3 separate regions of the Homo sapiens genome follow, and regions 2 and 3 are each linked to region 1. Evidence: chromatin contacts called from ENCODE Hi-C or POLR2A ChIA-PET data. All regions are on one chromosome and are shown on one strand. The core of a region is the stretch at or near the end of the contact, and the rest is flanking DNA. Distances in the headings are between cores, read along the strand shown.

Region 1 (4,019 bases), core at 1,050-3,549:
TTGCTTGGTCTTTCTGATGAGTGGTTAGGAAAGTAATACTGTGTATTTTTCCATAATAGTTTGGTCTCTCAAAAAAAGTTGATAGAGAACTAGTTATTTCTTCAAAAGGGATAACCTTTCTAGACCATCAGTTATTAGGTTTCTCTCCTTCACTTTTGGAGAAACTATAGAAATCTTTAGTTGCTCATGCCAGTGTACCTCTGGTTACACACACAGACACAGACATACACACAGAAACAACCTCCTGTCCCCCGACCTCCTGCACCCAGTCCCCACGGTGACTTCACTCTCATGGGATTCAAACTCAGTGCTGAATTTTCAACTGTTTTCAAGAACGAAGAGCTAGATTTGACGGACCCTGCATCAGCTGTTTTTCCTGTCTAAAATATCCTCTACTTCTGTTCTCCGTAAATGGTATTTGAGAAAAAGAAAAATCTTCAGAAACCAAACTTGTGTGATGAGATGAACGAACTGGAGGGGAAGAGAAACATCTCTGCCCATCTACAGTGTATGACTTAGGATGACATCAAAGCTGGAAGTATCTCGTGGCATCAGCCCAGAACGTGGTGTCATGGTGAGGCTGAAACCCTCAGAATGGCCTTATCCTGAAACACTTCTTCCCTCTCACCCTCGCCACATCCCATGTGAAATAAATTTTAATACACATCTATTTTTCTACTCAGAAACCAGGGCCCCCAACATGAAGTCAGCCCCGTAGGAGGCACCATGGCAATGGTCTGTCTTAAATGTCTCACACTTTCACCTTACTACTTCATGTCTCTCACTCACTGGATCCCTCTTGTCACACTCCATTTAGAAAAGGGGACCTTTCAGTTTGCCCCACCAGTTTCTTCAAAACTGAAAGCCCCTTGGGTTGAACAAATTTGAGATCTCCGCAACTGAAGAGATGTCCTTTTCCCTTGTTATGTGGCTTTTTATTTTATTCATTGCTCAAACACCAGGTCTCTGCCATGTTCCTTTCACTGTTCTAGGTTCTTATTTTTTCCACATAAACACACAAAATGCCTGCCAATCTTAACAACATACCAGTTTTTATTATAATGTTAAATGTCAGCATTCCATTGTACAGTGAGTCACTGTCAGGCTTAACACTGAACTGCTCTTTTCGTTTCATGGATATTCCTTCTTTATATATTTTAAGGTAATATTAGCCAGAAAAGCCCCTGACCAGGCCCTTTCAGGACAAATGTCTTTTTTAAAAAATGCATACATAGAAATGGGAGGCAGAAAGTAGTGAAAGAATTGTTGCACCTATGTCTGGCGATGGAATTTTGAAAAGGCAACATTGTCAAATCGGAATGCATGTGGGAGAATGGAGACCCAGCAGGAGAGAGTGTCTGTTTTAAGGAAGGACTGAAGAAACTTAAAAGGTGAGCAGCAGAAGTCATGATAGCTATAATACCAAGTTGGTTATCCCAAAAGACGTTCTTTAAATCAGAAAGATGCCTAATTACCATAGGATAGATGCTTAAGGAATGACTCTGCTTAACCAGAGAGTAAGCTGCAGGAGAGTGCAAGTGCCTCCCCTTTGCTGCAAGTGTTAAAACCTGGGCAAACTTTATTCAGTGCCTAGACACCTCCTGAGTGATGCTGCCTGGAAGGAGTTATACTGGATGTAGTTGAAGAAACTCTCTTCAAAGATAGACATTGAACTAGGTGATATCTAAATTACCCTTCAATCGTAAGATTCTAAATATCCATGCAATTATTCAGTCTTCCGAAAACACAGAACTTTGATTTGCAAACTGTTGGCTAGAAGCTTGTATTTCCAGGAATACTGACATGGGACTGAGCTTTCTGCATCAACCAAAGCAGCTCTTTTATGTTTTTTGCTGTGTATCAGCTGAAAAGAGTCTCCACTAGATTATCAAAGTTTTAATTGACTATAGAATATTAGCTTAGAACAAAGTTGACTTAAACTTCTCCCCTAAGGCATTTTTGTCATGTTATATTTTCAAATCTTTTTATACCAATTGCTGGAAACATTTAGGCTTCTCAACAACTCCAGGTTGTCTGCAGGACTGTCCTGCAGAGAGTCTTACAAGGTGGCATGTAAGTGTATTCACGATCTGATTCCTGCCAATCTCATCTACCCCAAACTTGACCCTGAGCTTCGGCCATAGTGGACTTCTCACAATGTTCGGAAGACACCAGGCTTCCTCAATTCTCTGGGTCTGTATTCATGCATCTTCTATGTGCAGATTTCAGATGTGTCTTAAATACTGGAATGAGTCATTTCCTCCTCTCTAAGCACACAGTATCCTGTACTACCTCCGTTTTGACACTTAATCCACTGCATGTAATTGTTTATTGTCTGTCTGGCACTGCAGTGAGCATTGTTGCTATCTTTGCATTCTTAGGATGAAACACTGCCTGGCATAGTGTTTCTTGGAAGAAGGGGAGGTAGGGAAGGAGAAATAAAATATTTTTTGGCATGACCTTATGGTGTGGGCACTCCCAGATTCCAAATGGCAAACCATTATTGAAGAGCAGCTGAAACACTTACCCCAGTTCAATGTTACCTGTTCTTTCTCGTAAGAATTTCCTGGTCCCCAAAGGTCTGGAGTGGAGCCTACATTTTAATAAGCATCCACCAAAATTCTTGTGGATCAGACAAGTTTGAGAAACCTAGTCCAATTTATTTCTAAAGCTAACTTAAATTTCAGTTCTATATTTTTATTTCTACAGATTTTCTAGCACAGGCAAATATTTTACTGCTTAACACGGCTGTTACACAAGATTATGTATGATTAATTTAATTTTCATTTATAGTTGTTTAATGGATATGAATTTACACAAAAATGTGGGAATTATTTAAGTATGTAATACAACATTCACAACTGAAAAGGTTATGAGAAGAAAGCGGTGGTTTTGTTGTTGTTGTTGTTGTTTTAGTGTATTAGACTTCACCCAGAAAAAGGAGATAAGTGGTGGTGGAGTATCTGGAGATTCCTGGTGAAGAATCAATGAAAAAAGTTGCCTGTGCCTTGAAGAGAATGGAATGCTTTCATATTGAAAAGATTGCTTATTTCACACCACCCTACCTTACCATAACAACCACACCCATTATCACCATCAGCTTGCCAGAATTTGCTCACAAAATGCCTTTTGAATATATATTCAACACTGTTTACCTTCCGGAAGTTTTACCATGAGTCATTCCTTTGAGTTCAAAACACCTTCTCTAAAAATCTTTTTTTTTTTTTTTTAAGATACAAATCAGAGAAGGAAACCACCAACCTTTGTCAGCTATTAACATCTTAGTAAAATTTAACTCATATGTTTCTGACAGGGCTAGTCACAGACTAATAAAGATAGCTGTGTTTATAGAGAAGGGAAGGCCACAGCTGGAGAATGTGAGAGTGCTTGGGGAGAGGACTACCACCTGATCAACTGGGTGCATTATTGTGTAGCTATTTCTACTAGGCCTGTGGCAGAGAAAGGAGTACAGTGAAATTCAAGACAAAAATCTAGTCTCTCACAATATGCAGTGGCAGTGAAAATAAATCAATGTGTGTGCCACATGTACTCACTTCTGTATAGGGTTCTTGACACCAGTCCTGGCCTACAGTTAGGCCTGGGTTGGAATTTTTATAGCTCTGATACTTATTAGATGTCTGTGTGAACTTGAGAAACTAAGCTTCTTTAAATCTCATTTTCTCCCTGGTGATATGAAGGCAATGACAGTAATTAGTTCATAAGCTTTTCACGGGTTTCAAAAGGGATGATGCAAATAAAGTAGTAGGCATGGTGCCTGGCAGAAAGTAGGCACTCAGTAAACTTCAGTTATTGTTGTATTCAGCAGCATGCAGAGTCAAATGAGTGCTTCAGATATTCCGTAGGTGAAGATTGTGTATGCGTGTGTGAGCACCTGTGAGTGTGGTGGGCGGCTGAGAAGGTAGGTGTAGTCAGAAAAACCTAGGCAAAGCTGACTTGGTTGGAATCTTCCTACCTAGAGGAAAGCTGGAGAGGCTGCAGAGGGGGCAGGCATAGAGGGG
Region 2 (4,019 bases), core at 570-3,069, 1.5 Mb before region 1:
CCCAAGTTTATAAACTCAAAAAAGTACATTGCTTCAAATTTAAATACATACATTTAAATACATAATTCCTATAGTGCCTCAAACAGTAAAAGGATTCATCTCTAGAAAGCACAATATTAAAATCAGAAAAACAACATACTTTAGTTTTAAGTTTCCCTTTTAAAGTTTTAACAAACACGAATGCAGTTTAAACTGCTTGACAATATTCAGTTGTGGGATTCTGCTAGAAAAAAATTATTGAATATCTTGACCCTAACCTTTACTATTTACTAAAAGATCACCAGTATGTAGAATATTTTGATGCCAGAGCTATTAAATGTTTTAGTAATACCATAAGCATTTTTTCAGATTATGAGCTTTATAAAAAAATCTTTGAGTTAAATATGGTTATTTCATAAACTGTAATGCTGAAAACCTCTACTTAACAAAGTCCATGAACATGTCAATCTTGATAATTAAATCCTGTATCATTAAGTCCCATTTGAGTTTCAGGATAAACCAGCAAGTCAGGGCAAACATTCCCTGGTGTCTGTTTTTAAGGACCATAGAAAAACTTGCATTTAGGATAGGCCTTGTTTTTACATTATTTTTGTTTCAGCGGTCATGCATAATGCATGGTGGCACTGTCCAAGAGTTTTACATAATCAAGTCTAAAAAGTGCTCTAAGTATCCAGGTAGGTAATTTATTTTCTCTCTCAAATGCCAGGCCCCGGAGGATCAGAATCAAGTCCTATAGCAGGTGACTATATCGTGTGTGTGTGTGTGTGTGTGTGTGTGTGTGTGTGTGCGCGCGCGCGCGCGCACGGAGGGGGGGAGGGGGGAGAGAGAGAGAGACAGAGAGCGAGCCAGGTTTCTTTTAGAAGTAGGAGAGGGATGAATAGACTCTCCTATTCAATTCTGGGGAGCTGGGGAGGGCTTTCCCAGCCAAGAGGACTGACAAGCACTTCTGCTTTCATTTCATGGAACGCCCTTAGGTGAAATCTGGTTCTGCACTGCACCAACCACCTTCCCTCTCTCCTCCGCGCCGCAGCGCACTCCAACCTTCTCACCATCCCCCAGGTGGGGCTGGGGTTGGGGATTTTAAAAGTTTGTAAGAGTTCCCCTCCGGTTCGCGTTCCCGCCCCGCGGAGGGACGTGAAGAGAAATGACCGCCGGGCGGCCGCGGCCCTTCGGCCGACTAGCCCCTGCGAGGTCCGGATGTGTCTTTCCCCGCTGTCGCTAATCCCATGTGCCTCTCAGCTACTGTCAACCTCCTCCCACGGTCTAGCCCAGCGGTTAGCGCAGGAATGAGGAAGTCCGAGTGGGGCTGGAGGGGGTGCGGAGGGCTGGGCGGCAGGACTTGGGCCACGCGTCCCCTGCCGGGCCCCCACTCGCCCGAGTTTGGCTTACCCGGGTGGCGAGTCCGCGTTCGGCCTCCTGGCGCGGGTGGGCTCTCCCTCCTAAGCGGCGCGGGCCTGCCGGCTGGAGAAGGAAGAGGCGGCGGCAGGCCGGAGCCCGGGCGGGCCCGAGTGCGGGTCGGGGCGAGCGGGAGCGCGGCGGGGCCGGGCCAGGCCAGTCAGCGCCGCGCCATGGCCGCAGCGCGGGCGGAGGGAAGCGCAGGGCGCGCGGTGGCCGGGCGGCGGCGCCGCCTTACTGGCCGGGCGGCTGCGGCCTCGGCGGCGCTGGGCTCCGGGAGCGGGGCCGGTGGCTGCGTGCAGGCCGAGGGCTGCGGCGGCTGGCGGCCCGACCGACGGGAAGGGCAGGGGAAGCTGTCAGCGCGTCGCCGGGCCGCTCCGGTGGCGAAACCTCCTCTTCCTGCCCCGGCTCGCTGGTGCACTTCTCTCTCTTTCTGTCTCGCTCACTCTCTCACTTCCTGGCTGGAAATTCCCACTGACGTCGAGAGAGCATACAGACAGACGGACACACGCGCGCACGCAGCGGGGGCGGGAGGTAGGGTCGCTGCCGGGGGTGGGGGAAGCCCGCACTTCTAGGGGCGCTGTGCGCCCCCGGCCCGGCCTTGCCGCTCGCCTCGGCTCCCGCCCCTCGGGGCCGCTTCGGGGCGCCGGGCGAGGGGCGCGCGTTAGGCGGCCTGGACGCCGCGGCCCCTGCGGGGCTCTGGCTTCCTAGCAGGGCGCTCCCGAATCCCAAGGGCTGGAGCCGGTAGGGAAGCCCCCAGGAAGCGCCTGCCGGGCCCAATCAATGGTCGGGGAACGCAGGCAGCACGGAGGCGGCGGCGGTGGCAGTGCCGCTGATAGAGTCATGCGGTCCATAGCCCCTAAGGGCAGGCCCGAGCAGCTGGAGGGTCGGCATGGATCCAAGCATGCCAGATATAAAAATAAAGCTCATCTGTATATTCCATTTAAGCGTGTCTCAGTTACATTCACATCTCTTCACAGATTAAACTACAATTTCGTTATCATAAACGACTTGTGCCCAGTAAAGTATAACCCTCTACTGGTTTTTGGTGCGGTCTTAAATCTCCTGGTTATAGAGCAGTTACTCAGAATGTTCATCTACAAGGCATTGTTAGGCCTTTATGATAATTACTGTGGATAGAATTATAGTGATGGTGGTAGCAATGGTTTTGGTTCACAGCTCATAAAATACTGATCTGGCAGAGGGGAGTTTTCTTTTTCTCTGAAGAGACCGCTACTGGCACCCACTGACAGGCCTCCCAGTGGCCACCATTCACTGGCATCTGAGCTGCTTTAGTGCTGGGCACTGTATTAGGTACAGGCTGGGGATACCTTCGGGTGGATTACCTCCCCACATAAGAAAGCTTGAGCCGAAATATATATTTTAGAGCTCATTGTTTCACTACTGGGTGGAGTGACAACTGAAAGCTTAGCTTTAAAACATCAGTAATCAGGTCCTCACCAGGCAATATTGCAGTGGCATTTAGATTGCTTATGGCATGTTCATCCTAGTCCTTTCGTGCCCACTCTCCATCCTCCTCCTCCAGTAGGTTATAAAAACCTTCTTGGTGGAGTGTTTTTCTGGAAAAAAAAAATAAACAAAAAAAACCCACACACACAAAAACCCAGCGATCCATTTGATTGCCTATGAGGTGAGTCTCCGAGGCGACCTTGGAGGCCCCAACAGTCGACCTTTAAGTGATCTCATTTAGCTCCGGGAGGCTGAGCAGCTGGAATTTAGAGGATCCATAAAGACTGAACACAATGACTTTTTAAGAAATTCTGTGAGCCGGGTGCGGTGGCTCACACCTGTAATCCCAGCACTTTGGGAGGCCAAGGCGGGTGGATCCCCTGAGGTCAGGAGTTTGAGACCAGCCTGACCAATATGGTGAAACCCCATCTCTACTAACAATACAAAAAAATTAGCCGGGCGTGGTGGCGGGCGCCTGTAATCCCAGCTACTCCAGAGGCTGAGGCAGGAGAATCGCTTGAACCCTGGAGGCAGAGGTTGCAGTGAGCCAAGATTGCGCCACTGCACTCCAGCCTGGGCGAGACAGAGCGATACTCTGAGAAAGAAAGAAAGAGAGAGGGAGGGAGAGAGGGAGGGAGGGAGGGAGGTGTGAGCATACACACTCTACTTTTCATTCTGCAAGGGGTGGCAGCCCCATTACCAAAAGATAGATAAATACAATTGTTATAAGAGTAGAGCCAGTGTGACATATTTGGGAGTAAAAAATGAAGAGCGTTAATTACTGAAAAGGATTAAATCAAACTCCAAACTCAAAATGATTCCATAAAATGAACTTAAAATTCAGGGTAGGGTGTTGAGCAGGCATATTTTCCTGGGGCTGCTGTAAAAATTTACCACCGACTGAACAGCTTACAACGGGAATTTATTCTGTCACAGTCCTGGAGCCTAAAATTCTGAACTCAAGGTGCCATTAAGGCCATGATCCCTCTGAAGGCTCTAGGGAAGAATCCTTTGCCTCCTCCTAGCTTCTGGTAGCTCCAGCAATCCTTGCCATTCTTGGCTTGGCTGCAACACTCCATTCTGTGCCTACATTGTCACATGGTCTCCTTCCCCGTGTTTCCTTTGTGTCGCTATATTCAACTCTCCCTCACCTT
Region 3 (4,019 bases), core at 1,067-3,566, 1.4 Mb before region 1:
TGGTTAGTCTGGCTAAAGGTTTGTCAAATTTGTTTAACTTTTCAAAAAACATTTAGTTTGTTGATCTTTTCTATTGTTATTCTAGTCTCTATTTCATTTATTTCTGCTCTAATCTTTATTATTTCCTTTCTTCTACTACCTTTGGGTTTGGTTTATTCTTTTTTTTTCTAGTTCCTCAAGGTATTCTTTTCTATACCTTGAGGTATAAAGTTCGACTGTTTATCTGAGAACTTTCCTTTTTCTTAATGTTGGCATTTGTCACTATAAACTTCTCTCTTAGAACTGCTTTTGCTGCATCTGATAAGTTTTGGTATGTTGTGTTGCCATTTTTGTTTGTCTCAAGTTATTTTTTAAAATTTCTTCTTTGACCCTTTGGTTGTTCAGGAGTGTTGTTCAATTTGGGGGTGAAGTTTTGGTCACCATCTGTATGGGAGTGGGTGGGAACATGCAGCCTGGTCCTCCCTCTTCTTCTTGGAGGACTCGAGTACTTGAGCTCAGCCATTTACCCCTCCACCCATTATGACAGGCCCCTTTTCAAACAATTTAGCCCACTTGCCTCATGTACCTTCCCAAAGTCCTGATTTTCTGCATATGTGTGAGGAGAGGGTTATTGGTGAAGATCACTTCTACATATTTTTAGTTCCAAAGCACAAAAAGGCTATTTCCTTGCCACCTTCCACCCCCAATGCTATCTCAAAGGTAATCAAATTCTATCAAGACTCAAGGTTTCCAAGCTCAAGTTTTTTCTTGTGAGGAATTAGAATCATTCCAGGGAAAGGACATGGTTTAATTTTCTCCCAGTGAGTACTCAAAAATCAAGGGGATAGTTAAATATTTTTACATATTAATTATAAAAACTATCAGGAAACTAGTTCTGATGGAACTAATGTAATTCTGTTTCTATCAAGCAATCTATAGTTATTCCTTTTTATTTAGTTAAGTCTCATTTAAATATGCTAGCTCTGTTGTAGTTTTGCTTATTGGTGTTAAAGGCAGGGTCTCTGTCCAAAAATGGGCTAGGATATTAAAGGTAAATGAGCATTCCTTTACTTCTTGTCTCAAACCTACCTAGTAGAGGCAGATGTCAGAAGCAAGAGCCCAAAGGAGAAATTAATACATTAACTAGAGTTGGGGCTTCATGCTCCTGCTAACGTTTTTTGTGTGCCTGGTGATCCTTTGACAGTTTTGGAAGATCTGGATTTTGTTTATATTAAGGAAAAGACAAATTTCTATACAAAAAGCCATGGCTCTGTTGGATGCTGATATATCATGTAGCACTTGCTGTTTCCAACTAGGAAAACCTCCTGAACAATGCATCTTGGATTTGTATTTCAGGATGGCATAGAGTATTTCTTTCTGATTGCCAGGATAAATTAGGAAGAGCCCTTAGCCTCAGAAGCAGGATAAAAGGGAGATAGAATGAAAGTCATAGCCCTCCCCTGCCAATATTTCTTCTTTAGCCATTGAAGACAGTACATAAATGAACCTAAGCTGACTCGTTGCCTAAATTTCTCATTGTTTTTTCTGCCTCTAAGTCTTTACTTAGTAAAATTTTGTTAATTAGTAATTATATAGAATCAATACAGTTGGATCCTACTGTGCTAATCACAGGACTTTAGTAGAAGAAGAAAAAATTGGTGAGATTCTTTTGCCTAGGTTGGGCATGCTAATAAAGGAAGCAAGTAGTTATTTTAATATTTTGCTTCTATTTGAGAAATAAATGATGATTAAAAGCATACTTTTTAATGCAATCAGTCTATGTTACAAAGCATATTATTTTAAAAACTGTAGTAATTTTTTTTACTTTTCAACAAAGTTATACCATAAAAAATAGATACTGCCTTTGAACATGAATAAACAATTTTAAAGGGAAATATACTGCCATCTAGTGTCTAACTTTCAGAATATCTGAATTACTGTATTTAGAAATATTTACAACACCGGTAGTACCACATGGTGGCACTATAGACATGTACATTAAAGGGACAACGCCAAATTTATGGGCTATCTGTTTTATCTTGGTCCATAAGTGTTTGTTAAATGTGGCAAATACATTATTTTCCTTTTTAGGTTAGCACTTTATATTTTCTAAGAAAACCTTACATATTTTTGGTACTGCTCTTTTTTTTTTTTTTTTTTTTTTTTGAGGCGGAATCTCTCTCGCCCAGGCTGGAGTGCAGTGGCGCGATCTCAGCTCACTGCAAGCTCCGCCTCCCGGGTTCACGCCATTCTCCCGCCTCAGCCTCCCTCAGCGTCCGGAGTAGCTAGGACTACAGGCGCCCGCTACCACGCCCGGCTAATTTTTTTGTAGTTTTAGTAGAGACGGGGTTTCACCGTGTTAGCCAGGATGGTCTCCATCTCCTGACCTCGTGATCCGCCCGCCTCGGCCTCCCAAAGCGTTGGGATTACAGGAGTGAGCCACCGCGCCCGGCCGGTACTGCTCTTTAAATTTTCATAAGTCAGAAAAAACTCGAATACCTTTATATTTAATTCCTGGTTTGTGAAGTTTTAGGGCTTTAAATACTTTAAACTATATTGTCCTTTCACCTCTTTCCCCCCCTTATTCGGATAACTATAACCGAAACCAGCTTCAACACGGAGAAAAAGGTTTAAAACATTTGCACAAATACTAAATGCAAATATGCAACACATTTCCCACATAATCTAAAAGAAAAAAGAAAAACAACTCAGATGAGACTATCTTATAACAGGGCTCTTTGTATTTAGAAAGTGTGGTGGTGGTGGGGACAACTTCTGTTTTAAGTGCTAAATCCAGTGGGAAAAATTTGCCTCCTCACAAGAACATTTGCCTGAGATGCTGATTCATTACAAAGGGACACAGAGCTTTGGGTTCAGAAAATAAAGAATGCTTCATATGGAAAATTTTGTAATTTATTATGTGAGCATGCTTCAGGTTTCACTTTGCTTTTGGTATCATCAAATGTTGTAGTAGTAACTGTACGAAATGAAATTCATTCTATTTACTCTAATAAGCAGATTCTTGAAGAAACTGCTCTCATAAGCTAAGGTTCCTTATGATTCTGCAAGGAAGAGAAGACTAAAGCAAATCACTGTCTGAAAACATAACAGCTGGCTAAAGTAAGCATTGAACAACACTAAGCACTTCAAAACATCAAGTAAAATTTTGGCATTTAGTATCACATAATGTATATGATCTATATAATATAATATAATATATACATACATAATATCTAGTATAGTGTTTGCAGTTTTGTAAGTCTAATGTATTACAAGAAGCTTAAGATGTAATTATAATGATTTTTATCTAAACACAATTGCTAGTGAAATAGGAAGACTAATTGCCAAAATACTTATTTGGTGTATTCTCTCATCAGTGGTTATCAAGATTTTAAAAACTTATGAGAAATGAGTTCCAAGAGCTTAATCCAGAGTAATACAAGTTTACTTGTTTTGCTTAGCTTTCTTTATCATCCTCTTTGGCTTCTATTCCAAATCTTCATCATTTCCTCAACATTTAACTGCCAATGTTCTCAGTAAACCACCTTGTTAATCTGCTTTTTTTTCTTTTTTTTTTTTTTTTTTGAGATGGAGTCTCGCTGTGTCGCCAGGCTGCAGTGCAGTGACGCGATCTTGGCTAACTGCAACCTCCGCCTTCCGGGTTCAAGCGATTCTCCTGCCTCAGGCTCCCAAAAACCACCTTGTTTCTTACTTGAGAAAGTTACAGTCATCCATCAATTGTCCACCCTGCCCAGCACTTACTAATATATAGACACTTTCTTAACTCCTTTCCACATATTTGGAGGATGATGTGTCCTTCTAGCACAAAGCCAAGCCCTCTCCTGGAGCCCTTGATTCCATTTCTTTCCTCCCCATCTCCATTCCTGGAATGTTGCTTCATCAGTCATTCCCACTCTGTTCTTATCTTCCACCTTAGCCCTTCTGTTGGCTCCAATCCTGAGTCCATACACCCCAAATCTTTCTCATCCTTAAAAAATGAACAAACGAAATACCCCAAAACAACAAAAAATAAATTCTCA

Evidence for each region. Hi-C counts contacts between places; a loop is a spot of excess contacts on that map. ChIA-PET counts read pairs that join two places held with the same protein, here RNA polymerase II (POLR2A). Pooled maps may share reads with other maps.
Region 2: a loop to region 1 is called in a map of naive thymus-derived CD4-positive, alpha-beta T cell, with 6 times the contacts of the local background. The contact joins the promoter of NFKB1 here to the enhancer-like site in region 1. A Hi-C loop is called at or near these places in 1 of 168 maps with a recorded cell type or tissue (naive thymus-derived CD4-positive, alpha-beta T cell), 5 of 37 single-sample maps with no recorded cell type and 8 of 50 pooled maps. POLR2A ChIA-PET finds 5 or more read pairs at or near these places in 1 of 52 experiments (activated T-cell).
Region 3: a pooled map shows a loop between it and region 1 (4-fold over the local background). The contact joins two enhancer-like sites. A Hi-C loop is called at or near these places in 1 of 37 single-sample maps with no recorded cell type and 6 of 50 pooled maps. POLR2A ChIA-PET finds 5 or more read pairs at or near these places in 1 of 52 experiments (GM12878).

The regions. Positions count from the first base shown.
Region 1 is chr4:101,019,396-101,023,414 of GRCh38, reverse strand. No RefSeq gene overlaps it. Among named protein-coding and RNA genes, the nearest start is that of LINC01218, 140 kb to the right of the region's middle. Within about 2 kb of position 2,299, at least 11 of the 41 ENCODE cell types and tissues checked have a DNase peak (open chromatin) inside an H3K27ac peak, as active enhancers do.
Region 2 is chr4:102,499,159-102,503,177 of GRCh38, reverse strand. It overlaps NFKB1 (nuclear factor kappa B subunit 1), which reads right to left and starts at 1,819. Exons shown (of 24, transcript NM_003998.4): 1 at 1,390-1,819. It overlaps NFKB1-AS1 (NFKB1 antisense RNA 1), which reads left to right and starts at 692. Exons shown (of 5, transcript NR_136202.1): 1 at 692-739. RefSeq lists an enhancer at 1,140-1,189 and silencers at 1,300-1,869, 1,880-2,139.
Region 3 is chr4:102,429,477-102,433,495 of GRCh38, reverse strand. All of the region lies in intron 2 of NFKB1-AS1 (NFKB1 antisense RNA 1), which reads left to right. Among named protein-coding and RNA genes, the nearest start is that of NFKB1, 70 kb to the left of the region's middle. Within about 2 kb of position 2,316, at least 31 of the 41 ENCODE cell types and tissues checked have a DNase peak (open chromatin) inside an H3K27ac peak, as active enhancers do.